4 separate regions of the Homo sapiens genome follow, and regions 2, 3 and 4 are each linked to region 1. Evidence: chromatin loops called from intact Hi-C (ENCODE). Cell type or tissue: heart left ventricle. All regions are shown on one strand.

Region 1 (8,000 bases):
AATAAGAAAATTTTTGTAGACAGCTATAGAAACAGACTTCAAAGTGAATTCCAAAAGTTCACATTTCCTATGTGGGTTCTGAGAAATAGTTGCAAAACCATGAAGGGTAGAGAGAGATGAGAGAGAAAATGCAAGAGAGAGAAATACCATGTTTTGAACACTATTCCTACTTCTTTTCATTTGACAAGTATTTATTGAGTACCTACTCTTGGGATCTCGGAACAATTTGAGACCCTGGGTGTGTGGTGATATTAAACAATGTGCTCTCATGCAGCTTCCACTTAGTGCAGAAAAACTAGTTGAAGGACAAAGACATACACTGCTTAAGGAAACAATGTAGAAAGGGAATACAAAGAAAAATATATATCTGTAATATTCTTATAGCACACATTCTTTACCATTTAAAATGATTACTATTTGTTCTTAGGCCTACTATTGTCAAACATTTACTTATTAATTTCTTCAAATTTGATCTTTATTATGTGCCCTGATTTTGAATCAATCAAGTTAAATTACTGACTAATAAAAATATGACATTCTGTTATGAAAGCAAGTTGAAACGATTTAAAATTGCGTATTTGGAAGAATACATCTCAATGAAAAAAAAGAGTCTGAAATATGTATTATACCAAAAGAACAGAATTTTCAGAGAATTCAGATATGGATTTTTTTGTTGCAAATCTTCTCATAAATTCTCCACAGTACTTCAGCTCTTCTCATTCCAATTTTCTTATTATTTTTCTGTTACTATGATAAACATCACAGTCACCTCTGACTTTTCCCTTTTCCAATATTGACTCTGTATAACATTCCTTTTGTATGTATTTGTATAGTGCCCACTGATGTTACCTATTAGCCCAAGACCTCATTCCTTCTCTAATTAATGTAACAGTTTCCAGCACCCTCTTCTGCCAGTTACAGAATTTTGGAGCCCAGAGGGACTATACTCAAGAAATGCAACCCTTAAAGCCATTATATTCTCTGCTTCTGGATCAATCCTCTTAAAACAGGCTCTTATTGTGTAGTTTTCTGATCAAAATCTTTCCATGGCTTACCACTACATACTGAGGACTCCTCAGCTTCTTTTGTTGAGCATTTAAGGCTGTCTATGCATTTTTTAAGGCCCCAATATGCTTTTTCAACTTTGTATTTTTCATTCATTGATTCAAAAATATTTTTTGAGCCCATTTATAATTTAAATGGTGCTAGGGCCTTGCTACAAAGATGAACAAGTCACAGCCTTGCCCTCTAGCAGTCCCCAGTTTAAGGGAGGGGGTACAGGAGTGGTGGGAATGGGTGTGACGAGTACATGAAAATCTCATTAAGTATTGAGAGTAGGTGGTAACAGCGCCTGCCCAGGGAGCACTGAACTCAAGTGTCCAATCCTGCTGTGTAGCCAACTTGGCTTCATCAATGCTGACGTGGGCTGTCTTTTCTCTGCTTTTCTGTATACCCTAAATATATCTAGGCTTACAAAGCCTAGATCAGATGCCAAATAATCCATGGATTTTTCCTTAGTCTCCTACTCTTAAATATCTCTCATTTGAATTCCCATGACATTTTAAAATTTCCTTTCCTATTCTAATCACATCCCTGCTTGTATTAGAGAATATCTCTCTTACTACAACTGTCTGCCTCTTAAAAGCAACAACTATGACATATATTTATATATCTCTAGACACATAAACCTAAAAAAAGCTTACAAAGGTGTTCAGTAAATGTTCCCCAGGCTAAAATAATGAATAATAATGTGTACAAAGTCAAAGGTAAAATAGAACAATGGCGGGAATTGACTATACAAACTGATTCTTCATAGACTTGTAAAACTATTATACTACATAAATTACTGCAAAAATTAATGACAGTAGAAAGGAGGACTACCACTAACAAACTAGGATCCTGGGCTTACAGGGGTTAAGGAGATCTAACCACAAGGAGAAAAAAAAAGTTCTTAATTTGCCTTCATTAAAGACTAATTTTAGGTCTTTGGCTAATTAAATGAATACATTGTTTATGCTCCATACACTTTCGGCTCGAGTCTTGGAAAATACGTGGAACTTCCAAGAATTAAAGTTTCCATTAACGCAAGTGCCAAAATCAGGAGGCTTGACCTGTGGGAAAAAGCACATTTGTCTTCGCTGGCTCCTTTTCAAAAAGCTATAGATGTTTATTGTATAACCTTTTTTGTGCGCAAATGCTGTTTTATCATTCAGACCCATCTAGACAGAGGAAGAAGCTGCAACATTTCAGAAAGCAACCAATTACTGAGGACCGAATGACCTGGCCTTATCAGCGCTGAAGTGTTAACGGCCGTCCCTGTTTGGGGTAAAATTTCTTCATTGGGAGCCAGTCAGTGGTTTCTTTTTTTCTTTCTTTTCCTTAAGGGGCCGGGGGTGGTGGGGGGCAGTCGCTGTTTTGAGGTGTGTGTGTGTTTAATTCCCTGAGAACTGGCTTTGGCTGGTGAAGAAATACTTTACTATAGTGGGTTTCAGAACATCTTCCACCTGTATCTCTCCTAGCAGGTGGAAATTTAATGTAAATAATTGTGTGTGCCCACAGCTTGAACGCTTTGGAAGAATATTTTCTGACCTCTCTGCTTTTATTCAGTCCGAAGTAGCCCAGTTATCATGAAGTAGCCCAGTTATCTACCTAGATTACAAAATAAAATTAAAATTAAATCTCCTTACGTCAGTGAACTTGGAGTCAGAAAGTTCTCTCCCCTGAGCAGAGAGCCTTTTAAAGACTTGTGTGTCACGCTGGCGGCAGGGGGTCGCGGCTACTGGAAAGGAGCTGGCTCTGCAGGTCCCGCCCTCCCCCGGGTCGTCCCTCCCTCTGGCCTGCTCCCTACCTCCCGGGGACTTGCGCTCGCCCCCTCCCCGCCCGCCCCCTACTCCGCGACAACGTCGGCTTCCGAGGTCTGGCGTGCGTCAAAGCCCTAACTGGGAGGCTGATTTGTGGAGCATCGCCCCCCCGCCCCCGCCCCCCCAGTCCCTCCTCCTTCCACTGAAGTGGCCAAGGGAGTTGAGCTGAGCAGGGGGAGGGGAAGATCTACACCCATCCCCCTTCCTCTAGCCCTCCCTGCGTTTAGATTCAGTTGCACCTTTTATTATTTTAACTCTTCTCCTTAGGACACGCAGCCCCCAATTTGTCCCTCCGGCCTGGGCGGCCCCTGGTCCCGCGCGCCAGCATGGGAGAGCGAGGGACCTGCCCGCGGCCCGCCGGCGTGTGCAAGGAGGTCCAGCCGCCGCGCCCGCTACCCGGAGTCTGTAAGTTTCAAAGCTGCTCCGGGGGAGCGGAGGGGGGAGGCTGTCCGTGTTCCCGTAAATGATTTAAAATGCAAAACACCGCAGAGGCTTGCAGTGATGGATGGACTTTTCGGGGCACACTCCCTACTGCAACCCGCAGGCTGTTGTCTTGGGTTTTTTCCCCCCCGCACCTTGTATATTTGATTCCTTCGTTGTAAAAAAAAAAAAAAAAAAAAGTTTTCAATTTATAATATTATGATTTCCACAGGAACCTTTTTAACTCTTTTTAGATGCAACTCATACTTCTTTCGCATTTAAAATAATTCTTATAACTTATAAATTCTATAGCACACCACTTATTATAATTTTGTCAGATTACACGTTATTTAGACTGCGCAAGGAGTCATGGCCTTTGCTTACTTCTAAAAATAACGGAGGAAGAATTTTCTCTCTTTACTTTTAATATTGCTACATCATCTAAGTACTTTAATAAGTAGATCGTGCACCCAACTGGTCTTAATCTTCATGACTGACGCCACGTGCTGTAGCCTTGCACTAATTTACAGACGCGGTTAATCGCAGAGAATTATCTTTGAGCCTGCTGTTTACCGGAAGGCTCCTGGTTTTGTTTAACTAAGGCTATGTCCATATGTACTCAGAATAAGAAAAATTGAAACAGTTCTTTTTATTAAAACCAAGTAATTTTTCTGAGATCCCAGAACTCAAGCACAAGCTAGATTCATGTTTGGGTTAGTAAAAATCACATTTTTGGTTTTGCATGTCACCTCGCACATGTACAGACATATCCTTGAATACAAGGACCCAAGAGGTGAGGATAGGGTGGGTTTTTAAGTTTTTAATAAATGTTTCCCTCGTGCAGGAGGACGGGTGTCCAGGGACGGAGAGGCAGGTGAGAGGGAGGTGGCTAAGCTGGCTATGGTGACAGGACGATGTTGGCCAGAAAGAGTATCATCCCGGAGGAGTATGTGCTGGCGCGCATCGCCGCAGAGAACCTGCGCAAGCCGCGCATCCGAGACCGCCTCCCCAAAGCCCGCTTCATCGCCAAGAGCGGGGCCTGCAACCTGGCGCATAAGAACATCCGTGAGCAAGGACGCTTTCTACAGGACATCTTCACCACCTTGGTGGACCTGAAATGGCGCCACACGCTGGTCATCTTTACCATGTCCTTCCTCTGCAGCTGGCTGCTCTTCGCTATCATGTGGTGGCTGGTGGCCTTTGCCCATGGGGACATCTATGCTTACATGGAGAAAAGTGGAATGGAGAAAAGTGGTTTGGAGTCCACTGTGTGTGTGACTAATGTCAGGTAAGAATGTAGTGGGATGAGGCAGGGGTTGAAAACAGTAGAGAAAAAATGTCAAAATGCCCTTTCTCTTATCATTCTGTTATTTAATTGAAAGTGAAATAAAGGGTTTGTTTTAGAATCTTCAGAAACAAAAAAGCACAATAAAGAACAACACCTAACACAGTAAGTATTTTTTAAATGCAGCTTTATGGAGAAGAGTCTCTGAAAACCTGAGCTTCAGTCCTTTGGACTAGCCTTGAAAATGTTATACCAGTTATCAAAAAAAAATTGTAATTCAAAGGATTACACAGAGTGCTTTACTCCAAAAGCGCACACATTGAGTTCAGTATGAAAAAGCTGTTGTCCATAGTTTCAGTGCCCACAGGTAAATATCTCTGATCAACAAAAAATATTGTGCTAGTGGACATTTTTCTTGACTCTTCTAACCCATGACATTTTCAGAAATAATAAGAAAAAAATGGGAAGGCCCTAGGGGGAGAGTGTCCTAGATTAAAAATCTACTAAAAAATGAAATAAATATCATCCCTTCTTTATCGAGATTATCATAACATAGCTGATTGCTTGCACTGGATTCAGAAATTAAAAGTTATGCTAAGATTCAGAACTAGAAATTGCTAATTTTTAATGACAATTAGTCCAAAATTTTATGGAAGGGGTTATATAGAAGCAATTTAATTTTGTACTCTTCTTTCAAAGTTTAAATAGAATAGGGACAAGATAGTTCTTAGATTACCTAACTTTGGCTTCTTTCTCATATCATAAGTATCTCAAAGACAGGTAAATTGATTTCAGTGATTCACCTCTCTTGCTTTCACATGGTTTAAGAACATTTAGTTGAGGTGATTTCTTTGTTTTTTTCGGGGGGAGGTGGAAAGAGATAAATTATATCAATTACCAAGATGTTCACTGTGAAGCAAAAGAGTAGTAATAATACTGGAAAATTTTCCAAAACATTTTTAAAAGAACATTTTAAATTCACATAATTCACAAAGCAAAGAAACTTGAAAAAGCATTATGATACCAGGAAACTGTAAAGAATGGGACCTCTAGTGACCCTGAAACCTTATTAAGCTAGCATATCACTGCAGAAAGTGGACCCCAGACTGTGAACTTGTCCACCCTTCCATTTGCTAAGGAACTACAATGCCAGCCTTTCAAGGAGGAAGGCAGCATTAGTGCGCAGAGATCACACACCACAGATTTCAGCTCAAATTCTGAGCAGCAAAAACTGTATTGAATTGATCTATTGCTTTTAATATTGATTAGATATTATTTTCTTTTTTCAAACTTCTCACAAACTGTTGTCTCAAAGAAAATGCAGCTGGAAAACATAGATCATCAGTATACCAGATATAAAGAAAACACAATACTTAAAATATCCGTTAAAACGTTCAATAGATACTCTAAGATCAAATATCATTATCTATAATATATATCTTTAAGAAACTTACTGGCACTGATAATTGGTGAATCATTTTCATATCAAAATAAAGTTTTAATCTAAATTATATGATACTGATAAAAAGAGAAAAAAGAAATGGTAACAGCAAACCTTAAAAATCTTCATTCTCTCCCAATGAGAATGTAAAAGGTGACTAATAATAATTCTAATTCTTTGCATTTTTCCCTTTGTGAATTCAATGTCCAACCATATCACTAAAATTGGAAACAACATTTTTCATTGAATATTCACCAGTATTTCCAAATAATGTTTGACCATTCTTCTCTTAGGGTGACTCATTTTCTCCTCCATGTATTTTCTCCTGCAAGGAGTCTCTTTGACTCCATTTAATATGAGTCAAAAAATAGACCAATATATTTCCTCTTTCTCGATATTATCCAGCCTACCTCTTTCTGTAACAGAACAAAGAAACAGCTAAACACTTTTATCTCTTGAGATTGTTTAGCATAGCAAGTGTCAGTAAAAAGCTGGGTCTTGTACCATATGTAATATTTAGAATTCATAAACAATATACAAAATGTGGCTCATGAATAGTCTCTTAAACCATTAAAACAAACTATTTGGGATATTTATCATTAGACTGCTCTCTGAGGTATGGATACATTATCAGAAATCAGTGTTGTATCCATACCCCTTCTCTGGGGTCCATTTTTATTCTTGCCATGTTTTGGGGCTATACCAGATATCTTTTTGTGGGTAGTTAGTGCAATAGGCAATTACTGTAGTTTTCCATGAATCATTTTAGCAACAAAAGAGAAAGGCAACTTTCGCACTTCACTTAAAAGCTAATCAAAAGAATAATCCATGTATTCTTGCTTATCCCTCATAATTTTCTACCAAAGTGCACTGTACATACCAAGTACTCAAATGTTTAAACATTTTTCTCACCTGCTGTCTGTAGCATTAATAAATAGGTAATACTTTGAGAGATTGCTAATGTGTAGGCTTGTCTTCTATAAAGTTAGAGAAGTTTGAAATTGTGGTTGGGGGCAAAGATAGAACTAATATTGTTTCTATGAAGAAGCCACAGCAGTACTTGTTGTGAAATTAAGTGTTATAAATTGATAGTAACAAATGTGGTGCTTCCCATATGGGAGTAAATCAGAATCCCCTGAGAACTTTTCAAAAGCATCTTACCCAGATCCAACCTCAGCCTACCAAATCAATGTCTATTCACTAAGATAGGGAGTAGATGTGCAATTTGAAAAAGCTTCCCAAGAAAATCCTACAACTTCTTGGTTCCTTCCCTCTGCTTCTTTCACAGGATTAGGCCAAAGTGAGAAAATTCAAGTTAGTATAATATTAATTACAGGTATACCTTAGAGATATTGCAGTTTTGGTTCCAGACCATTGCAATAAAGCAAATATCAAAATAAAGACAGTTACACAAACCTTTTGTTTCCCAGTGCATATAAAACATTTATATTATATTGTAATCTAGTAAGTGTGTAATACCATTATGGCTGAAAAATATACATATCTCAATTCAAAAAATATTTTAATGCTAAAAAATGCTAATGTTCATCTGAGCCTTCTGCAAGATGTGGTCTTTTTGCTGGTGGAGGGGCTAGCCTTGATATTGATGGCTGCTGATTGATCTGGGTAGTGGTTGCTCAAGGTTGGGGTGGCTGTGGCAACTTCTTAAAATATGACAATGAAGAGTTTGCTGCAACAATTGACTTTTCTTTTCACAAAAGATTTATCTGTAATGTGTGATGCTGTTTGATAGCATTTTACCCACAGTAGAACTTCTTTCAAAACTGGAGCTAATCTTCTCAAAACCTGCCACTGCTTTATCAACTAAATTTATGTAATCTTCTGAATTCTTTGTTGTCATTTCAACAGTGTTCACAGCATCTTCACCAAGAGTAGATTCCATCTCAAGAAACCACTTTGGTTGCTTGTCCAGAAGAAGCAACTCCTCATTCATCCAAGTTTTATCATGAGATTGCAGCAATTCAGTCACATC
Region 2 (8,000 bases), 68 kb before region 1:
TGGTTCGGTTTTGTTTTTAAATCATCAAGGAAATATTGAGATTAACAGTGATACCTTCTTATCTAGTTAGATGCTTATATCCCAAATGCCATAGGACTTCTGTGATAATTTAATAAGTTAATAATTACAACAGGACCTGAAATAGAATAAACTATCAAAAATGTTAAAATAGAAGCTATTATTAATACTTTTAAAGTTTATCATAAGAAATATTTAAATATAATGTTTAGACTTGTATTCAAGAGAGTTTATACATATATTTTTATATATGTTATACATATATACACACAGAGGACCTTTTTGTATTTGTTCTTATGGTATTTGATGTTAACTACCTACATCAGTATATTAGCTGGTCATTTTGAGACTAGGAATGAGAAAAGTGAGCTCTACAACATAGAAAGCCAAGAATATGCCCCAAACCTGAAAACAAACTCTTTCTCTTCATCTGCTTTTAAGCAAGCCTTGAAGGAGAGTGAAGGGAGCAGGTGGAGGCTTGGCCTGTGGAATTATGGTGGGGATACTACCCTGGGCCTCAAAAAATTGCATTCCTTCAACCGTCTAAATGCATGCAAAATAATGAAGAAAACAATCTTGTCTGACATTGACATTTGGTTTTCTAGTAAGAAAGAACTCCATTGATAATTTCCTATGTGCTTTTTGTGTTGGTTGCTTTTTAGACCTACTATGTGGCTGGCTTTAGCATACTCTGTGGAGCAGGCATTTTCCTTTGCCTTGTTACATCCCTCACTGTAGAATGGATGGGTCTCACAGCTGCCAAAAATCTTCACCACAACCTTCTCAATAAGATAATCCTTGGACCAATAAGGTAAAACAGTGGTTATTTCTCACTCCCACACATAAAATAATAAAAATATGCATTTTTCAATTTAAGTGGAATGTGAAAGTTAGAAGAATTTCTTTAGTCCTTGAGCAAATGAATAGGGAGCTTCTCATTTTCATGACACTAAGATGCCCATTAGCAATGCCCAGGTTCCAAATAGTTTAGTATTATCATATACTTCCATCTGTTTATTGCCTAGGTTTTTTGATACCACACCCCTGGGACTGATTCTCAATCGCTTTTCAGCTGATACTAATATCATTGATCAGGTGAGTAACTGGGTTACTTCCAAGTTCAAAAATTAGTTTCACAATGTAAGCTAAATAGCATTTTAAGATAAAGTATAATTCCTATTAACAATAGAGGATTTCTGAAATTTAAATAAAGGCCCATTTGTATTTGTATCAATACATGCAAATGATATCTAGAATGAAATCTTAAAGGAAAATCTTAACTCAGACTAATTTGTACATGTAGAAGAAGATACTTGGAGAACCATCATGAAGTAAAGAATGATTGAACATTTAAAATTTTTGATTATAAAAAAATTGTTTTGATTAAAGTCATATCAGCATTCACAGTATAAAGTTCTTAAAAGTTTAGTATTCATGCAGAATTTCTCTCAGAAGTGAAGGATGGGATGCCAAGCTGTCTTAAAGTCCTTTACTTTTATTAGATTGGTTCTTGAAGCTTCAGATGGTGTGATACTTTAGGAAAAATTCCAGGAATGCCAAGTTTAGCCTAAGATCCTTAGGAATCTAAAAGTTTGTTTGAAATAAAAGACATCAAACTCTGAAATTATATCACTCTATAAGTGGAACCCTCTGGATGACTGAGAAAGGAATTCATCATATCCAGCCCTTGTCTTTTCTGACTTTCCAGAGTAGCATTCGGAATACCGAAATGGCCCTCAATTAGAAAGAGGGTTGATGCATGCAGCTGACTGCAGAGTATGATGAGAAGTTTTGATGTTTTCATGGCATTGGTGTTAGGTCAGACTGCACCTAAAACCTTTCTAAGGAATACACATTAGAAAAGAAGAAATGAATCACTCATTATTTAGAAGATGACATGATTGTCACTTAGAGAATTCAAAATAATTAGTAAAATAACCAATTAGAAAAGTCAGCAGAGTATCTACATAAGATATATCATATGAAAAGCAGCAACTTCCTCTATACCAATTTAAGAAAATAGTGAAAAACAAACTCCATTCATAACAATAAAACCTATAAAAACAGAAATAAACTTAATGTGAAGAAAATATGTTCAACAATCCCAGAAGTCATAACAATCCTGTACAGAGAAAGAATTTCCCTATTAGATATTTTTTAAATACTACAAAATTCAAGCACTCTGTTAATTGCAAAAGACAAGTAGGTCAAAAGAGCAGCATGGAGAATTCAAAAACTCCATCTTATGTAGAAATTTAACGTATAAATGTGGCATCTTAATAAGGAAAGGATTAATTTTTCAATAAAGGATATTGGGATAATTAGCTACCCAAAAAATACAAAGCAAATGCATATAGCATAGAGGTGGTCATATTAAAACATAAAGCTATAAAGTAATGTAGGAAAATAGTTTTAGAATCTTGGGGTGGGAAAGGTCTTTCTCAGTAAGACAAAGAACTCAGAAACAATAAGGAAAATAGGTTACTTTTGAGCCCACAAGTCAACAGAAATGACTATAAAAAACTTTAAATTGTGATTGAGCTAAAAGCACCAAAGGTAAATTTAAATACAATAGATAACTGGGAACAAAAATTTGCAAATATTTTTTAAATAAACATAATATATACAGAGCATCTAAAAATCAATAAGGAAAAATTAATTCACTCAAAAAAGCCCAAAGGATACGAGGAAGCAATTACAGAAAATTAATTTAAATGTATTACAGTAGAGGAATAGCTAAATAAGCTAATACTATGCAACCATTAAAAAGAAATAGATTTGTATGCACTGCCATGGGAAGATTTACAGTCTGTCTTGCTCAGTAAACAAACACATGAATGAATAATATTTATAGTACAGTGTCATTTACATAAAACACCCAAGGTAAATAGGTAGATAGACAACTAATCAACGACATGTTGATAGATAAATAGACAGACATAATAAACTATGGGAAGTGAGTGAAGAATTGCTTAGGATGAACATGCTTATACACTACTTTGGTAGTTAACTGTGTAACTATCAACATAAAAATAGGTATTTTTGTTACATTGCAGCCAATATTTCACTGGGCTAATCATATTTTCCTTTTAAACTACCCTAATAGCACATCCCTCCAACCTTGGAATCTCTAACTCGCTCAACACTGCTCTGCCTGTCTGCCATTGGGATGATTTCTTATGCTACTCCTGTGTTCCTGGTTGCTCTCCTGCCCCTTGGTGTTGCCTTTTATTTTATCCAGAAATACTTTCGGGTTGCCTCTAAGTAAGTAAAACAGCATCCCACTCATTTTCAAAAGCTTATCTACAGTCAGCCCTCTCTATTCATGGGTTCTGCCAACAACAGATCAAAAATATTTGGAAAGAAAACATTCCACGAAGTTCCAAAACACAAAACTTGAATTTGTCATGTGCCGAGTACTACATTGAATACACACTGATGAAGCGATGTGTGATGTGTTGCCATTGAATTAGGTAGAATAAGTAACATACAGATGATTTAAAGTATATGGGATGATGTATGTAGGTTATATGCAAATGCCACCCATTTTATATAACGGACTTGAGCATCTGCAGATTTTGGTATCCATGGGAGGTCCTGGAATCACTTCCCCATGGGGACAATTGTATTTGATTTACTGTGATCTACATTTGCTGTAGTGTTTTTCAAGATAAGATGTGGAATTTAGAAATGCAACCTATATGAAACATAATGAAATCTATCCTGACATTATGATTCATTTAGGTATCAATTAATATTATAATTATACCTATAATTGGTTGTCTGGGCCTTACCTAGTCCTGGACATATATTAACATGTGGATTGATCTATTGAGTTTTGAGTTCTAAGACTGACAAATTTTTCACTCCATGGTCCTTTTTCTGAACATGACATTGATAGAAAACAAAAAATCAAACATAGGCCGGGCGTGGTGGCCCATGCCTGTAATCCCAGCACTTTGGGGGTCTGAGGCGGGCGGATCGTGAGGTCAGGAGTTCGAGACCAGCCTGACCAACATGGTGAAACCCCGTCTTTACTAAAAATACAAAAATTAGCCAGGCGTGGTGGCACCCGCCTGTAATCCCAGCTACTCAGGAGGCTGAGGCAGTAGAATCGCTTGAACCCGGGAGGCAGAGCTTGCAGTGAGCTGAGATCACGCCACTGCACTCTAGCCTGGGTGACAGAGTGAGACTCTGTCTCAAAAAAAAAAAAAAAAAAAAAAAAAAAAAGGAAACCAGAAACATAATCCCAAAGAGTAAGTGATTTAATATTATTATACTCTACAAATGGGAAAAAAAATATTCGTTTAGGATTTGTCATTTACTGAGATGTTGAATAAATGAAATATAATACCAGCTGTTTTAAAATTTCCAGTTTAACTTTGAAACCCCGCTATATATAGTATAGTAAAGTTTGTTATTTCAACAAATACTAAGCACTCATTGTGTCACAAATAGCTGTGTTAAGCCACATGACAGGTGAAGAGATTGATATGTCAGGGGCCTGTTCTCAAGAAATGTATAGTCTCTAAGGAAGATAAAACATATACAAAGTAATCCTAATACATGGATAAGTGCTAGAATAAGAAGGTAGGTATTGAGTTTATTCAGAAAATTGAAAATGTTAATATGACTTGAGTGCAAGGAAGGTGAAAGAAAGTAGGAGGAGATAAGAAGAAAAGAATTGTAGATGGGAACCTCTGAATGTATCATATAACATTTCATAATTTGAAGAAATAGTTGTTTCTCCCTCTTAGCTATGAATTAGGATCCTTTAAATGTCAGGGATCCACATTTAGTCTGTTTTTCATCCCTAGACTCATCGTCTTTGCTTGCAGCAAATTCTGATCAAAATGGAGAAGCTAGTAATCAACTTCACATTTCTTTTCTTCTGATACTATTGCTGGTCTACTTGCTGGTGGGGCAAAGATGTTCAGAGTTATTTCATCACTGCTGATGGTTTCCAAATCTGTCCTTGCCTTCTCAACACTGATATCAGTCATGTCTTACTTTAATCACATACTCATTTGGTCCTATTATTGCCCTTTATCAATACAAATGGAGTGCAAAGTTTGGGAAAATATTCCTAGTCCATCACAAATTTGAATTGTGAATTCTGTTCATCATCAGAATAATCTATTAGAGACTAAAGTATGGAGAGGATGGTTATTTTAAAGAATTAATATTGACAATGGATTGTACGCTATTCTTATTTGAAATTATCTGAAAGTTAGCAAATATAACCATATGATATTAAACCTCACAAACAAGGATCCTTCTAGATGTTGAGGTTCTTTAGAACTCATCCATGTTGAAAAGCTCAGGCAGCTTAACATGCCATTTTTGTATACACTAAAGAGAACTTAAGTGGGAAACTAGCTACAGGAAATGCTCTGAAAAAATGAATATTTAAAATCATGGATCAAATGCTTGCTTAGCTTTGTAAGTAACTGTTTCCTTCTTGCAAGAATACAAGATCAAGCTGTGCCCTCACCTCTTTGGTTTTATCAAACACAGTTTTATAAACAAAGCTTCCTCCTTCCACAGTATTTTTCCTTCACTCCAAACCTCAATGTAGTGACCACCTGTTGCTTGTGTCAGATTTACAAATAGCCATTTGGTTTTATGTTTAAAAATAACAGACTATTCACATTCCTTCATATTCCTTCTCCCACTTCCTTCTATCTTTCTCTCCCCGAATCCCCATGTGAAAATTCTGAATGAGGGAATCCATTTTAGAAACTCCATTTTGAAAAGACTTGCATTTGTTTTGGGAACTAGACTACACTGGCAGCCAGGAATGGCATAAGTTAATTGTTGAAGATTATGGAACCATGTTCATCCGTTCAGTTGACCCTCACAGGTGAATGCCAACACTACTTCTCTAATCTTCTCAACCCCAAAAACCTAGAGAAGGGCAGGAAAAAAGGTCTGAAAAGTAAAAAATGGAATGCATTGAAACATGTGATATAACTGTTAGCCTATCTTCTATAAATTCTAGCTCATGTGGTTTAAAGAAAAGTTGTCATGAATATATCTTTATCAAAATGGTCAGATTCAGCATTTCCATTCATTCAGTATATGTCTGTGTTTTATGTACATGTGGTTCCTTAGAGAAACTGTGAATGGAAGTTCCATGAAGGCAAGGATTCAAACTCACTGTGTCCAAAACTAAACTCATTATCCTTTCCCTCCAAATGTCTTCTTTCTGTGCCCCTGACCACCACTCTGGTAAACAGCACTGTCACTTTTCAAGTCTGTTAAACTAGAAATAGCCAAGCTATATGTGACTCTTGTTTACCCTGTGAAAACTAATTGATCATCACAGCAAATAGGGCTTCTTCTGACTGTCCCACATTCCCCTACTTCCTATTTTAAACTTGACCAGCATCACATTAATTCTGAACATTTTTTTAAAAACCTCTTATATGGACTATATTAACTGATCTTCCTCACTCACCCATTCTCTTTCATCCTGTACATTGTCTCCCAAGTTATGTTGATTAAAGGATTAAACGACAGCTCTGATTACCTTCTTTCTGTTTTATTTTTGAGACAGCGTCAGGCTTTGTCACCCAGGCTGGAGTGCGGTGGAGTGATCTTAGCTCACTTCAACCTCTGCCTCCTGGGTTCAGGTGATTCTCCTGCCTCAGCCTCCTGAGTAGCTGGGATTACTGGTGTGCACCACCACGGCTGGCTAATTTTTTGGTAGAGACAGGGTTATGCCATGTTGGCCAGGCTGGTCTCAAACTCCTGGCTTCAAGTGTCCACCTGCCTCAGCCTCTCAAAGTGCTGGGATTACAGGTATGAGCCACCGCACCTGGCCAGATTACCTTATTTCTAGTCTTCAGCGATTTTTTTCAGCCCATTAAGGATGTTTCTACAATCCACTGTCACCCTTACAAGGCCATATCCTTTACATAGCCTCTTCCTACTACAACAGCCCTAAAGGACTCTGGGCACCAGACAGATTGAACTTGCAAGATTCTTCAGACACCGGTGCTTGTTCTTGTTATTTTTCTTCTTGTCTATTTTGTAGAAGCCCTCATCAAGCTTAAGGTCTCGCCTAAATTCTACCCGCTTAAGGAAAATCCCACCAATGTCCTAGGTATGAATTAAGTGCTCATTCCACTGAATCCTGTAGCAGTTTACTTTGGCTGTTACACAGAGATGATAGTTTTGTACAACACATTATGTTCAGCCTCTACCTGTATTCATTATATACCCATCTTTCTCTTCCTCTTTAGATTGTAAGCTGTTGAAGTTTTTGTTAATTGAGTGCTAGGGGAAAAAATTTCAATGAGGAAAACAAATACAGTGACAAAATAACTTTCTCTTAAAGAATAAACATGGTAGTCTTTGAGTCTGGATGCACATGAAGTTTATTTTTGCCCCTCTCTCTACTAGGGACCTCCAGGAACTTGACGATAGTACCCAGCTCCCTCTGCTCTGTCACTTCTCAGAAACAGCAGAAGGACTCACCACCATTCGGGCCTTTAGGTGAGTAAACACATTTTTATATTAGCTGACTAGGCAATAACATCATCAACAAATATTTTTCTACAAATAACTGATCATTGCTTTCATTTTGTTTGATCTCCCCATTGTGTGCCTGATGGTGTACTAAACCAAGAATAAGAAAAATTTGGTGTAAATGATCAGAGTTAGAGTTTACTCATCCAAAATGCTAACTATAATAAAGGATGAAGCAACAGATAGGAAAAATACTAGCTGTGTGACTAGGATAAGGCATCTGAATTCTCTAACCTTGGTTTCCTCATCTATTAAATGGAGAAAATCAATTTTGCTTCTTAGGGTCATTGGACTAGTTAATATTATCCCTGCGAAGTATTAACCACACTGACTATTGAAGAAGCATCCAATAAACAAGTTAAAATAAATGTATAAATAATAATAGTAATAATAATTCTCACAAAAGAAATATTATTACACCAAAGTTGTTTTAGAATTTAATCCTTTTT
Region 3 (8,000 bases), 70 kb after region 1:
AAAAAAAAAAAAAAAGTAATGCTGATTTATTAATATTTTATTACTTTTGTCAAAACATGTAGAAGTGAATACTGCATAAATACCTCGATCCTATAAAGATATGATTAGCAGACGCCTTTGTTAAATATGAGTACTGGTTTCTTAAAATATAATTACTATTTGTTCTGGCCAAGACTATCATAAAATATGGAATAGATGAAGGATAAAACTTACACAAATGGTAACTTACCTATGCCTGTAAGTCTTATGTGAATGTGTATGTGTGTATGAGTTACTAAATACAAAGGAAGTCAGGTAAAATTACAGCCTATTATCAGCAATTCCTGAAGAAAAAAATACAGCAGTAAAGTTTTAGGTATTATGTGTTGCTAAATTTGCATAGACTTACTAAGTTGAGTTCATATGGTCTAATTCAGATTAATTCAAGAGCATGTGATGAACTGGAACTTATTTATTTCATAACAGCAAACATAGGCTTCTGCCATTCTGACACAAAACAAAAGTAATGGAAAGAACAGGTATGGTAGCACTTCTCTGGAGAAAACTCCACATGGAAATTAAAAAGCTGCCTAATCTCTCTTTTCCACCTCCATTGTGGGAAATGCGGCAGCTGCTGATGCACGGAGGCCACATATGATGGGAATACGGGAGCTTCAGGTGATGAGGGAATGGATTCCTCTACCCTACACTTCCCAAAAGGGGAAAAATACATTTTTTACTGGAAAAAAACCTGTAAAAAGCACACAATAAACCAAATAAATTATGAAACATAATTATGCCATGGTCATGTTGCACAATAAAAATCACTATTAAAGAAATGAAGATTAAAAAGAAAGCCTTGGCAATATTAAGCCCCATAATCTGCTTCCTCTTTCGATATTTCAGTAGCACAACACTTATCACTATCTTAATGGATGTGCACAATATGTAGGGTATGCACTTAATAACTATAAATACATATGTAAAATAAAATACTATCAATGGCAATTTATCTTAATGCTTTCATTCTCCTGGGTTATTTCCTTCTGACCAACATTCTAAGAGGGGTAAGAGAAAATACCAGTGGGCTTGAGACCATAAACTGCATGATTTCATTTATATTACATAGAAAAAAGCAAAGTTAATCAACGTTATTCAAAGTTAAAATAGATTTGGAAGGATAGGTAATGAATGAAAGGGAGCATAGAAGAGGTTTTTACGTGGCCGGGCACGGTGGCTCACGCCTGTAATCCCACCACTTTGGGAGGTCAAGGTGGGTGGATCACGAGGTCAGGAGATGGAGACCATCCTGGCCAACACAGTGAAACCCCGTCTCTACTAAAACTACAAAAAAATTAGCCGGGCGTGGTGGCAGGCTCCTGTAGTCCCAGCTACTCGGGAGGCTGAGGCAGCAGAATGGCGTGAACCGGGAAGGCGGAGCTTGCAGTGAGCCGAGATCGCGCCACTGCACTCCAGCCTGGGTGATAGAGCAAGACTCCGTCTCAAAAAAAAAAAAAAAAGAGGATTTTTAGGGTTCTTGTGATGATCTGTCTTTTGATCTGGTTACTAGCTACAAGGATGTGTTTAATTCATCAAGGTGTCATAATAAATATGCTTTCAGTATATATATTTTAATTTTTAACACTTGTAAAAAATACTCTTATTTTATGTTTTTAAATTATATTCTTATGCACTAACAAACAACTATCAGAAAATGTAATTTTAAAAAATAAACTATTCAAATCTATTAGAATGACTGTTGAAAAAAGTTGACCACACCAAGTGCTGGTGAGGATATAGAGTAGCCAGAACTCTAATGCATGTTGCTGGGAAAGCAAGATGGTACAGTTTGGCGGTTTCTCATAAAGTCATGCACATGTGATGAGATCCAGAAATCTCACTCCTAAGTATTTTCACTAGAGAAATAAAAACTTATGTTTAGACAAAAACATGCACAAAAATGTTTGTAGCAGCATTACTCAAAATTACTCAAAACTGGAATCAACCAAAATCTCTCTCAAGGAGTGAATGCATAAGCAAACTGGTACATCCATATAATGGAATACTCCTCCCCAATAAAAGGAACAAACTATTGATACACAAAACAACATAGATAAATCCCAAATGCATTACGCTAGGTGAAAGAAGTCAGTCTCAGATTGCATACTAAGATTACATCCATTTGAAATTCTGGTAAAGAGAAAACTACAGAGATGAAGAACAGATCAGTTCAGAGTTAGGAGTAGTGGGGACAATTTTACCTCAAAGGGGTAGTGTCTTAGTCCATTTAGTGTTGCTATAAAGACCCTGGGTAATTTACAAAGAAGAGTTTTACTTGGCTCACAATTCTGTGGGTTGTACAAGACGCATGGCACCAGCATCTGCTTGTGGTGAGGGCTTCAGGCTGCTTCCACTCGTGGTGGAAGGTAAAGGGCAGCTGGTGTGTGCAGAGATCACATGGCAAGAGAGGAAGCAAGATGCAGGGAGGGAAGTTCCAGGCTCTTTTTAACAACCAGCTCTCAGAGGAAGAGACACAGAAAGACAAACATCACATATTCTGACTTATATGTAGGAGCTATAAAAGTAGATCTCATGGAGATAAATAGTAGAATAATCCCAGAGGCTGGGAAGAGTGTGTGCAGGGGTTGAGGGGATCAACGAAGAAAAGTTGGTTAATGGGTACAGACAGATAAAAGGAATGAATCGTAATGTTTGATAACAAAGTAGAGTGACTACAGTTAACAACAATATATTGTATATTTCAAAATAACCTAGAAGAGACAGCTTGGAATGTTTCCTACATGTAGAAATGATAAATACTTGAGGTGATGGATATCCCAAATACCCTGACTTGATTATTAGACTTTATATGCATGTAACAAAGTATCACATGTACCTCATAATTATGTACAGATATTACGTATTAACTTAAAAATGAACTTCAATACATATTTTGCACCATGTAAAAAATTAACTCAAAATGGATCACAGAGCTAAATGCGAAACCTAAAACTTCTATGAAAAAAATAGGAGAAAAATATTTGTAACTTTGGATTAGTTAATAATTTATTTGATATGATATCAAGTGTACAATACACAAAAGAACAAATTGATAAATTGGACTTCATCAAAATTAAAAACTTCTGTTCTTTGAAATATCGTTTCATAGAGAGGATACTTTTTATTATCACTGCTAACCTGCGGAGGTAGCAGTGAGCCGAGATTGCGCCACTATACTCTAGCCTGGGCTACAGAGCAAGACTCTGTCTCAAAAAAAAGAAAGAAAGAAAATCACATAATCTTTATTTAGTATATATTTAAAAATTATCAAAACCCAGTAATAAAAATATAAATAACCCAATTTAAAATATGGGCAAAATATACTTGTAGAAAAATGAAATTGGATCCCTATCTCTCACCATATACAAAAATTAACTCAAGATGGATTAACGACTTAAATCTAAGACCTGAAACCATAACAATTCTAGAAGAACACCTAGGGAAAATTCTTCTGGACATTGGCCTAGGCAAAGAATTTATGACTAAGACCCCAAAAGCAAATGCAACAAAAACAAAAATAAATAAATACCTAATTAAACTAAAAAGCTTCTACACAGCAAAAACAATCAAGAGTAAACAGATAGCCTACAGAATGTGAGAAAATACTTGCAAACTATACTTCTGATAGAGGACTAATATCCAGAATCTACAGGAAACTCAAACAAATCAGCAAGAAAAAAATAATAATAATCTTTTTTTTGAGAGAGAGTCACGCTCTGTCGCCCTGGTTGGAGTGCAGTGGCACGATCTGGGCTCACTGCAAGCTCCACCTCCCAGGTTCACGCCATTCTCCTGCCTCAGCCTCCCGAGTAGCTGGGACTACAGGTGCCCCCCACCATGCCCAGCTAATTTTTTGTGTTTTTAGTAGAGACGGGGTTTCACCATGTTAGCCAGGATGGTCTCGATATCCTGACCTCGTGATCCACCTGCCTTGGCCTCCTAAAGTGCTGGGATTACAGGCCTGAGCCACCACACCCAGCCAAATAACCTTATTTTTAAATGAGCAAATGGCATGAGCAGACATTTATCAAAAAAAGATATACAAATGGCCAACAAACATATGAAAAAAATGTTCAACATCACTAATTATCAGGGAAATGCAAAATAAAACCATAAGAAGATACCACCATACTCCAGCCAGAATGGCCATTTTAAAAACTTGAAAACCAATAGGTGTTTGCATAGATATGAGAAAAAGGGAACACTTGTACACTACTGGTGGGAATGTAAATTAGTACAGCCACTATAGAAAACAGTATAGAGAGTTGTAAAGAACTAAAGGTAGATCTGCCATTCAATTCAGCAATCTCACTACTGGGTATCTACCCACAGGAAAAAAAGTCATTATATTAAAAAAAAAAAAAAACCCCACCTATGTGTATATGTTTATCATAGCACAAATCACAATTGCAAAGATATAAAATCAACCTAACTGTCCACCAGCCAATGAGTGGGTAATAAAAATGTGGTTTATATATGCCATGGAATTCTACTCAGCCGTAAAAAACAAAGAATGTCTTTTGCAGCAACTTGGATGGAACTGGAGGCCATTATTCTAAGTGAAGGAACTCAAGAGTAGAAAACCAATTACTGCATGTTCTCACTCATAAGCTAAGATGGCTACTCAAAGGCATACAGAGTGGTATAATGGACATTGGAGACTCAGAGGTGGAAGGGTAGGAGGTGGGTGAGGGATGAAAAATTACCTAGTATGTAAAATGTACACTGTTAGGGTGATGGATACACTAAAAGCCCAGACTTCACCACTATACAGTTCATCCACATAACCAAAAAAATGGCTGGACCCCTAAAAGCTGTTGAAATAATTTTGTTTTAATGGGCAAAATATGTGAAGAGATACGTCACCAAAAAGAAGATATACATATGTCAAATAAACACATAAAATAGTGATCAATATTACTACCCATTAGGGTCATAGAGATTAAAGTCATGCTGGGATAACATTACACACCTATTAAAATACCTAAAATTTAAAAAAACTAATCATGTCAAGTGTTGGCAAGGAAGTGGAGCATCTGGAACTCTCATTAACTTTTGCTGACAATATGAAGCTGTAAAACCACTTTGAAAAAAAATTTAGGCACTTAAAAAATTGAAATACACATCTATCATATGATGAAGACATTGCATTTCTAGGTCTTTACCCAAGAGAATTGAAAGTACATGTCTAAAAAATGTATACACAAATGTTTGTAGCATCTTTATTTGTTATCACTGAGAACTGGAAACAACACAAATGTGCATCAACAGTTGAATGAATTAATAAAGTTTGGTAAATAGAGACAATTGAATACTAATCGGCTATAAAAAGGAATGAACTACTGGTATACATAATAACACAGATAAGTGTCAAAATACTATTCTTTAAGAGAAAAGCCAAACAAATACATACTGTATGATTCCATTTATAAAAAAGACTAGAAAATACAAACTAATTTACAGTGAAGGAAATCAGATCAATACTTTCCTGGAAATATGGTAGGTTGAGGTGGGACTGGAATGAGGGACTATAAAAGAACATGAAGAAATCTAAGGGAGTAATAAGTATGTTTATTATCTGAATTTTGTTTATGGTTTTCTATACATATGCATATATCAAAACTTATCAAATTGCACCCTGTATTAGTTTTTTATTACTGCATAACAAATTATTGCAAACCTAGTGACTTAAAACTAACCTATCATCTTACCATTTCTGTGGGCCAGAAATACAAGCATGAGCTAACTGGATCCTGTACTTGGGATCTCACTAGACTGAAATCAAGGTGTCAGCCAGGGCTGTGATCACATCTGAGACTTAGGGGTCTCAGAATTCAATGACTTGTGGTTGTAGGACTAAGATCCCCATTATCTTGCTGGCTGCTGGCTAGGGATTCTCCAGTTCCTAGAGCTTGCCCCCAGGTTCTTGTCACGTAGCCATCTCACAACATGGAAATTGACTTCATCAAAAACCCACCTTACAGGCGTGCAGTGGCTCACGCCTGTAATCCCAGTACTTTGGGAGGCTGGGGCATGCAGATCACCTGAGGTCGGGAGTTCGAGACTAGCCTGACCAACATGGAGAAACCCCGTCTCTACTAAAAATACAAAAAAATCAGCCAGGTGTGGTGCTGCATGCCTGTAATCCCAGCTACTCGGGAGGCTGAGGCAGGAGAATCGCTTAACCCAGGAGGCGGAGGTTGTGGTGAGCCGAGATCGTGGCATTGCATAAAGGCCCTACCCTCATAACCTAATCTAATCCTAATTATCTCCCAGAGGCTCTGTCTCCAAATATTATCACATTGGGGGTTAGGGCTTCAATGTTTGAATTGGAACAGGAGGGCCACAAACATTCGGTCCATAACAGAGAGGATTATACAGGGTGTACACTCTCAGGAGTAGAAATTTGGGGGACTATCGTAGAATGCTGCCTACCACATACCTTTTAAACATGTGCAGTTTATGTCCACACAAAACATCAATGTACAAAAAAGACAAAATGACATAAGGGAAAGAAAATTATATTATCATCAGACTTCTGGACAGCAATGTATTATCCCAGAAAAAAGTAGAATAAACTTGAAGATACATACATATGTATGTATGCCGTGGATTTTATGTCCAACAAAATTTACCTTCAAGTATAAAGGGCACACATGAATTTTTATCAGCATGCAAAAACTGAAGGAATGTTGTTTCTATTTTCCTCCTTAGGAATCTACTATGGTAGGTACTTTAGACAACCAAAATGAATAGAAAATTATCGGTATGAGGACTGAAGAGGAGTATTAAACATATAGTTACTTGTAGAGCCAGATGAAGTGAAGATTAAAGGAAGAGAGTATAATATATAATGGTTTTATATTTAAGCAAAGTAGTGAAGTTATAAAAAATTGACATAATGTGTAGAATATGCAAAATATATTTGAACAATTCTCAGTAATTTTTCATGGTGGAGATTTTGGTATGGTTATTTTAAGACTATTCTGTTTATAACATGGGATAAAGTAATAATTACGGGAAATTCTAATTTTATTATCTCCTGCATTCATGGGAACCAAGATTCTTGATACAGAAGAAAGTAGTTGTAGTTAAAGTAAAAACAATCCCTGACACACACATCTCTTTCCCTAATTTTAATTGGAAATATATCAGTAAGATCTGATAAACTATTTTGTATGTACATACAGATATGCCTATGGTATATGTATATGTGTGTCTACATTCATATCTATCAATATTTTCTCTCTTGCGCATCTCTTCCCACAGGAGTCTCTGGCTACATGCTCCCGACAAGACAATCACAAATGTCAATTGCACGTAACTCCTTGCGAAGGACAAATGTTAAGGTTCTTTTCCACTAAGCCCAGTCCATCTCATTTCTCTGGCTTCCCTCATAAAATGATGAACAGTCTTTGCATCCGTCAGTGATAACAGAGTCTCAGCTTCCCATCTCCTGTGAATAAATTCTTGGGGGAGGGAAGCATCTACACACCTATCTAAAACAAAGAGGCCTTAGGCTACATAAATCAAAATATGGGGTAGGGAGGATTTCTAACTTTGCAGAAACAAAGTTCAGCCAATAGATACAATTACTATTACTAAATAGTACACTTAATGCTTCAGTCTGAAGGTACAGTCAATCCTCCATAGCCATGGGTTCCAATGTCTCAGATTCAACCAACCTCAGATTGAAAATATTGTGGACAAAAATATAAAAAATAACAATACAATAATAAAATAATACAAATTTTTAAAACAACATAGTATAACAACTATGTATACATCATTTACATGATATTAAGTATTATAAGTAATCTAGAGATGATTTAAAATATACAAGAGGATGTGCACAGTTGTATGCAAATACTATGCCATTTTGTATAAGGGACTTGAGCATCCACAGATTTTGTTATCCACAAGGGGTGGAGGGTACTGGAACCAACCCCCTTTAGCTACTA
Region 4 (8,000 bases), 50 kb before region 1:
CCATAATTCCTTGCTTTAATTCCTTGTTTTGATATGTGAGTGTGTGTGTGTGTGTGTGTGTGTGTGTGTGTGTGTGTGTGTGTTGTTCTATAAGGGAAAAAATCATATATGAATAATATAATTACTGATGAAATAGCTTACTGAAAGAATGTCCCGAAATCATAAGGGAGAAATGTTAGCAGTTACCTTTGTATCTGGTTTTCCTGAACTTGAAGATCAAGTATGTCTTTTAGGGGCAAGCATATTTGCCTTGGACTTGAGGTGAGAGTCTGACCGACTCCTGTTTCTGCTCTTTAGCACTTCCTGCTGTCAGATTAATGGATAAGTGTTGAACAAGAATCTTCAAGCAAACCATATGCTCTGTTCTCATAGCCAGAAGACAAGATATTAGAGCCTTAAGACTGCCAAGAAAGGGAAGGTCAGGAAAAATTAGAAAGGAACAGCAGCCAAACTCAAAATTGTTTAGTTTAGTTTGTCTCATAACCCAATACTTTAACCCCCACGTGAAAAAGCAGTTGAACCTGTCTAAATATAATAGACTCTGTATCTTGAATTCCACCTGCAAAAAACAAAATACTGACACCTGAAACAGGAAGGGCAGAACAGGCCATTCATTTGGTTACTTTGTAATGCATTTGTTACTATGTCTTCTCCTTGCTTTCTGTGTATTAGAATCCTTCCAAGATTTGCAATCTAGTCTTATTACTAGAACTCTCCCTTAAAAATTAATACAAAATATTAAGGAGTATTTTATTTTCATTTCCGATGGGCAAAGATATATTTTGGCAAGAAACGTTTGTTGATTTATTGCAAGGTTCCAGGCATATCTGCTGACAGAAGTCAAGGTTCAAGGTCCTTTGTGTATGCTTTGCCTCCATCCATTGTATTTATATGTCAGTAACTTTATATGGATAAACACGTGTACACACGCACACATGCACACCCCTCTAGACAATCTCAGAGATCCATTGTGAGACCAGTCAGATTCACTGTCGCTCTGCTCTTCTGAGTGAACTGAGAGTTTTCATTGGAACCAGGTGTATTTAAATATAAATACTATAATCCAAGAACATATGCCACAGTAGGAGTGTTAAATAAGGTAAATGACTTCTCCTGGGAAATAACCTTTTCTCTCAATTGTGCACATATAAATGACCTCATTACTACTGTGTTTCTGTGGGCATGTCCACATCACTGGAGACAGAATTTTAGTTTGGAATAACTGGATCTTGCGTGAGAAAAATGAAGTTGAGATATAGTACCTTGGAGACTAGGGTGTGAACTGTTCTCTACACCCCACAGCTGGATATATTCTGTATTCTGCCTTGTAAGTCTTTTTTTTTTTAAAGTAATGAAAATTTCTAATTGGCCCAGTACATCTGCATTGATCTTATCTATGGTATCAACACAACCCCCTCTTTGTTGTATTACTCAGTAAGTTCACATAAATATCTGCTTCTAGCAAATATTCTTAGAGTTCCCAGAGCAGGAATGCAACCAAAATGATATAAAGAAGGTCACTTCATTGGACATAAATTAGAAGAGGCAAGCAGGATTTCTTCACACAGATTTCACCAACTCTAATTCATGGACTCAGAGCCATAATGGAAATGGGAGAAAACATGATATCATTGCTTTCTGTGGCTATCTTTCCCCTCCCTTCCTCTTTATGCCTAGTTTTAACTTTCCAAAGCCATGTCACTGCTATTGACAGAAAATCTCAAGAAAGAAGAGAGAGAAACCAGAGTAGAAACGCCTTTTGTTGAATTTGGGACGTTCTCCGAACCTCATCCAATTTTTGTTTATCTTTTTTTTTAAATTATACTTTAAGTTCTGGGATACATACGCAGAACATGCATGTTTGTAACATAGGTATACGCATGCCATGGTGGTTTGCTGCACCCATCAACCCGTGATCCACATTGGGTATTTCTCCTAATGCTATCCCTCCCCTAGCCCCCCACCCCCGGACAGATCCCAATGTATAATGTTCCCCTCCCTGTGTCCATGTGTTCTCATTGTCTAACTCCCACTTATGAGTGAGAACATGCGATGTTTGGTTTTCTGTTCCTGTGTTAGTTTGCTGAGGATGATGGTTTCCAGCTTCATCCATGTCCCTACAAAGGACATAAACTCATCCTATTTTATGGTTGCATAGTATTCCATGGTGTATATGTGCCATGTTTTCTTTATCCAGTCTATCATTGATGGGCATTTGGGTTGGTTCCAAGTCTCTGCTATTGTGAGCAGTGCTGCAATAAACATATATGTGCATGTATCGTTATAGTAGAATGATTTATAATCCTTTGAGTATATACCCAGTAATGGGATTGCTGGGTCAAATGGTATTTCTGGTTCTAGATCCTTGAGGAATGGCCACACTGTCTTCCACAATGGTTGAACTAATTTACCCTCCCACTAACAGTGTAAAAGCGTTCCTATTTCTCCACATCGTCTCTAGCATCTGTTGTTTCCTGACTTTTTAATGATTGCCATTCTAACTGGCATAAGATGGTATCTCATTGTGGTTTTGATTTGCATTTCTGTAATGACCAGTGATGATGAGCTTTTTTTCATATGTTGAGATAGAGACATGAAAAACCCTTCAAAAAATCAGTGAATCCAGAAGCTGGTTTTTTGAAAAGATCAACAAAATAGATCAACAAAAAAGATCAACAAAAAAGATCAACAAAATAGTCTGACTGCTAGCCAGACTAATAAAGAAGAAAAGAGAAAAGAATCAAATACATGCAATAAAAAATGATAAAGGGGATATCACCACTAATCCCACATCAATACAAACTACCATCAGAAAATGCAATAAACACCTCTATGCAAATAAACTAGAAAATCTAGAAGAAATGAATAAATTTCTGGACACACACACCCTCCCAAGACTAAACTAGGAAGAAGTCGAATCCCTGAATAGACCAATAACAAGTTCTGAAATTGAGGCAATAATTAGTAGCCTACCAACCAAAAAAAGCCCAGGACCAGATGGATTCACAGCCAAATTCTACTGGAGGTACAAAGAGATGCTGGTATCATTCCTTCTGAAACTATTCCAAACAATTGAAAAAGAGGGACTCCTCCCTAACTCATTTTATGAGGCCAGCATCATCCTGATGCCAAAACCTAGTAGAGACACAACAGAAAAGGAAAATTTCAGACCAATATCCCTGATGAACATCATTGCAAAAATCCTCCATAAAATACTGGCAAACTGAATCCAGCAACACATCAAAAAGCTTATCCACCACGATCAAGTCGGCATCATCCCTGGGATGCAAAGCTGGTTCAACATACGCAAATCAATAAACGTAATCCATCACATCAACAGAACCAATGACAAAAACCACATGATTATCTTAATAGATGCAGAAAAGGCCTTCGATAAAATTCAACACCCCTTCATGCTAAAAACGCTCAAAAAACTAGATATCAATGGAACGTATCTCAAAATAATTGTTTATGTTTTTAAAAAAATACAGCGCTTTCTTTTCTTTTCCAAGTCATGTTAAATAAGAGTTAAGACAATCATGATTTTTCCTCTTTGTCTACACAGATAGTTTTCCCTATGGAAGATCTAGCCTTGCCCACCATATTCATATCATATTCATTTTGAATTGGGAAAAAAATAAAGGCCATAACACACTCAAATCATAAAAGGACAAGAGACTAAAAGAATAAAATAATTTGGCTGGTAGAAAGCGGCTAGACTGTGGCTGGCCACCGGACTTGCTTTGGCAGCAGAGCGGACTGTTTTTCCTCTGGGTGCCAAGTGAAGCCGGCCGCGGTTGAGTGCAATGTGTCACTACAGCCTAACCTCTGATTGCTGCTTGCGTCCTCTCGTTCAGCACAGTCTTTTCTCTTCATCCCTTTGGACTAAACAATTCCAGTTCTTTGGCATTGGTGTTTTCAGTTGCAAAAATGGTGTAACTTTATCTAAAGGCTGTCTTTCCAAGGCTTTGTCTTGCTGTGTGGTGGAAGGATAAAAGAAAATTCACATGAAGAAGCCAAAAATAAATACTTTAGAGTCAACAGGCTAAAGTGAAAATGGTCTTTAGGGTGAGCTTGCACAAGAGTCTATTTTGTGAGACAACACTGCTTTTTTGTGTGTTCACAATTCAACGACAGACAGGGATGCAGTGATCTCGTAATTTGAAGGCCCTAATATATTCTTGCAGATACCCAGTGGTACAATAATGTGCTCCTGAGTGCTATATGAAGGAGAGGGATCACATACTTTTGGGTTGCTATTAACTATTTACAAGGCTGCCTTATAGAGAATTACAGTTTTCATTATAATTCCAAATATAGATAGATGTCTTTGAATCACTAGAAATCTGAAAAGAGACCTCTCTTTCGACATGGGAATCTTCTGGTGGGGAGTATTGAATTCACAGAATTGATGGAAGCTGTAATTTACTATTCTACAGATAAAAGCCCTCTTTTGAATGTAGATAATTCATCTGTGTTGTAACTTCTGTTTCCTAAGTTGAGTCTCCCATTTCATTGTATCATTTGGATGGAAGGTGGTTTTCACTGAGTAGATTGCTTAGGATGTGTAAGGCTATAGCAGTAGAATAAATGCTATTAGTGATCCCCAAGTATTAGCTGTCTTCTGTGAAAGTTATGCAGACCATCTGCTTCTCCTTTCTTAGTTTATTGCCTCTAAGCCATTTGCTTCTCACGTATTTGCAAAGGAATGGAAAGATGTAACCGTAGGGTCACTTTGTGAATCATTAAACTTGTTAAGTTTAACAGTAAAAGAAGTGAACATCGGAGACCTAACAAAAGCTTTTTTTTTTTTTTTTTTTGAGACGGAGTCTCACTCTGTCGCCCAGGCTAGAGTGCAGTGGCATGATCTCAGCTTACTGCAACCTCTGCCTCCCGGGTTCAAGTGATTCTTCTGCCTCAGCCTCCCGAATAGCTGGGACTACAGGTGCCTGCCATCACACCCAGCTAATTTTTGTGTAGAGATGGGGTTTCACTGTGTTAGCCAGGATGGTCTCGATCTCCTGACCTCGTGATCTGACCGCCTTGACCTCCCAAAGTGCTGGGATTACAGGAATGAGCCACTGCACCTGGCCACAAAAGCTTTTATGTTAGCTATTAATTTCACATTTCTATACTACTGTAATATTTGAAGAGAAGTGATTGAAATTTAGTGATTTTGCTGAATATTTTTTGAAAAGTGTAGTACACAAAGGAGCTTCATCCCTTATGCAAATCAAGATAAAATTCTGATCAGTAGTCTCTAAAATATTTCCAGTACTTTAGAAAAAAAAAAAACAGTTTTTAGCAGTGGTAGTAATCCAGCAGTGAGCTGGAAAGTATCTAGTTAGTAAAATTAAAAGACAGCCTGAATGACTTTTTCTTTAAAAAGAAAGTTTAAAAATATTTTTATAATAAAATAACTTTGTTATACATACTAAACTACAGATATATTGGCTTTCAAGCTATAATATCTATTTGAATTTAGTTGATTGTAGATTTTGAAAATCAGTTCCTCTTCTGAAAATTTTTGCTATAAAATGTACCTCAAAAAGCTATGCCTTTCTTTTGCTGAAGACCGGGTCAAAAATAATATTTCTAAAACATTTTAATATATGAATTTGAGCATATTTGGATTGCTGGCCTAATAACTAATAATATCTAGTGATCATATTGAAAATTATACAAGTAGTTTTGAAAACATTAACCACGTGAAAGGGGCCCAGAAAATATATATTGACTACAACTTATTGATGAGTCTTCTCCTTTTTCTCCCATCATCTGTTTTCACTTCTTTTGCTGGCCCTTTTGCCAGAATAAGACTACCTACCTGTTACCAGAATTATCATTTTAATTCAATGGAAAATAGTTTAAATTATCTTCTAATCAAATCTACCATGTCATTCTTTACAGTGGGTGAATTCAGGAGCCCAATATAGAATACAAAGATTTCCATAGTAAACTAAACTCAATAGCGAGAAATTGACTGCATAATGTTTTACATTTCCTTTATTATATTTATATTCATATTACTCCTACTGTTTAATTTCCATTTATTTAGACCCAGTGATTTTTGATATTTCAGTCAGCTATGACCTTGTTCTATTTTGTCCAAATCTGTTCTTTATAAAAAACACAGCAACAGCATTTTGTGAGTTTTTTTCCCACAATTAAAATAGTAAAATATATACATATATATAATAATTTGGAACTGAATGATGAAATTCATGGCTTAGGTAAAAGTACTTTTCACTTTAGAAAAGGAAATAACTCATAACACTTAAACATAGCAAAGCTTTTTAAGAGACAGTCATATTACAGTTCTAAATGGACATGGGAGTTAAAAGATTATAAAACTCGGTGTTGGACTTCCCACTTTATCAAAAAATGTATGCTTGTAGTATCTTTACATGTTCAGCTCTTAAAATCTGGAAATGAGATTGGTAGAGACTTAAATGATTCATACAAATCCTAAAAGAAAAGTCGGGAGAAGTCCTAAGTTGGAAAATAGTCAGCTCATAGAAAAACTCAGTGAATGTTTTATGAAGGGGTGAATTTATCTAGTCATTTACTCCACAAACAAGTACTGAAGCTTTACAATCAATGTATTTAGCATTATTCCTATTGCTGGAGATAATAATGGTAAAAATTCAAAGACCCTGTCCTCATGGAACGTAGATTCTAATGAGAGTAGATAGACAATAACCATGTAAACAAATAAGCAAATAAGATAATTTCATACACTTCGGAGTGCTTTGAGGAAAATAAAACAGGACAATGGGAAAGAGAAGAGCCACAGGGCTGGAGTTAGGAACCAAGAAAGGAAGACTTTTCCAAGGAGGTGATGTTTGAGTTGAACCTCAAATGATGGGAAGGAGCCAGGTATCAGAGACCTACCGACAAGCATTTCAGGCAGTCACTGGCAGAAACAAAGTTGATGTATTCCCAAGAATAGGAAAAAGGCTAGTGTGGTTGGAGTACAGTGAAGGAGCAGGAAAGTAATCTCAGATGAGGTCAGAGTAGACAGGGTACAAAATCCAGACATATAGTCTGGATAAGGCTATATATATAGATGAGAGCCTATATATAAGGTTTTATATATATATATAGGCTATATATATAAGGCTTTGTCACCCATCTGAGTTTGAATGTATTGTAAGTATAATAGGAAGGCACTGTTAATTCTAAACAGGGGAGTGATATGACCTGACTTACATTTTTTAAAGAATGTATGAATGGATGGATGAAGTCAGCTGGCAGGAGGTAGAGAATAGAAGTTAATGAAAGAAGTACCTTGCCTCAAACTCTTAACATATACACCACTCACAGAAATTTCTCAGAAGCCAGATGACATATTTTTTTTAATGTCAAGCCAGACATACCTTGCTGGAAGGATTTTCTGGTACTAATTTACTTTCTGCAACTTATTACAGAAACTCTATGAGACTTTTAGAAAAAATAATATGGAAATCCAAATGTATAACATAAATTTGAAAGTATTAACTTTACACAAACTGGCTGAAAGGAAAAAATTCATATTGCTGTAAATATTTTAGAAGTATTTGGGAGCACTTTGGCATGTATAAACTGCAGAAGAACAGCCCAGACTGGTTATTCTCTGCATCCATGTAGTTAATTCAAATAAAGAGGAAAAGAGAAAGAACAGTCTAGTAGGGGTGTGGCAAGTTGTTAACAAAAGGATACATCAGAAGAGGCAATCAAAAAAGTATTTACTACCTCTGTGGAATTTATTGCCTCAAAGGATTAACTCTATGTGATTTTTTTTCCTTTAATCTTTGTAAAGATCATGAGCATCAATATGGAATTAAATTTTAGTGCCTGCTTTAACCTTTGATGTTTTATGATGCATACACATTTTTAAGTTTGCTTTAAACATCTGAAAATTATCCAAAGGGAAAAAAAAAGACATTCTGGTATGTGGAGATGGAGAAATCTAACTGGTATTTAACATTTTTATTCCTTTAAAAATCCTTGTGAATTAA

The links. Peaks named below come from ENCODE experiments on the same cell type or tissue, not always from the same donor. Only the 100,000 strongest peaks of a DNase experiment are listed, where the experiment ranks them.
Region 2: it touches region 1 in a loop (2.3-fold over the local background); 9 of 110 quality-filtered maps call a loop at or near these places.
Region 3: a loop joins it to region 1, with 2.2 times the contacts of the local background. A loop is called at or near these places in 15 of 110 quality-filtered maps.
Region 4: a loop joins it to region 1, with 3 times the contacts of the local background. A loop is called at or near these places in 27 of 110 quality-filtered maps.

Annotation. Positions count from the first base shown.
Region 1 is chr12:21,769,812-21,777,811 of GRCh38, reverse strand. It overlaps KCNJ8 (potassium inwardly rectifying channel subfamily J member 8), which reads left to right and starts at 3,106. Exons shown (of 3, transcript NM_004982.4): 1 at 3,106-3,266; 2 at 4,126-4,569. The coding sequence starts at 4,196. The region is part of intron 2 of KCNJ8-AS1 (KCNJ8 antisense RNA 1); the gene reads right to left. RefSeq lists silencers at 2,692-2,909, 4,223-4,517 and enhancers at 2,752-3,749, 3,750-4,748. In heart left ventricle, a CTCF peak has its summit at 4,413; DNase peaks (open chromatin) are centred at 2,821, 3,251 and 4,371; H3K4me3 peaks cover 6,513 bases; H3K27ac peaks cover 5,909 bases.
Region 2 is chr12:21,837,596-21,845,595 of GRCh38, reverse strand. It overlaps ABCC9 (ATP binding cassette subfamily C member 9), which reads left to right. Exons shown (of 40, transcript NM_020297.4): 27 at 681-829; 28 at 1,044-1,113; 29 at 3,125-3,282; 30 at 7,426-7,518. Among named protein-coding and RNA genes, the nearest start is that of KCNJ8, 67 kb to the right of the region's middle. In heart left ventricle, no CTCF peak of the experiment used is centred here; no DNase peak of the experiment used is centred here.
Region 3 is chr12:21,700,227-21,708,226 of GRCh38, reverse strand. The region is part of intron 1 of KCNJ8-AS1 (KCNJ8 antisense RNA 1); the gene reads right to left. Among named protein-coding and RNA genes, the nearest start is that of KCNJ8-AS1, 42 kb to the right of the region's middle. In heart left ventricle, no CTCF peak of the experiment used is centred here; no DNase peak of the experiment used is centred here.
Region 4 is chr12:21,819,611-21,827,610 of GRCh38, reverse strand. The region is part of intron 31 of ABCC9 (ATP binding cassette subfamily C member 9); the gene reads left to right. It overlaps KCNJ8-AS1 (KCNJ8 antisense RNA 1), which reads right to left. Exons shown (of 5, transcript XR_007063241.1): 3 at 187-401. Among named protein-coding and RNA genes, the nearest start is that of KCNJ8, 49 kb to the right of the region's middle. In heart left ventricle, no CTCF peak of the experiment used is centred here; a DNase peak (open chromatin) is centred at 3,770; H3K27ac peaks cover 1,219 bases.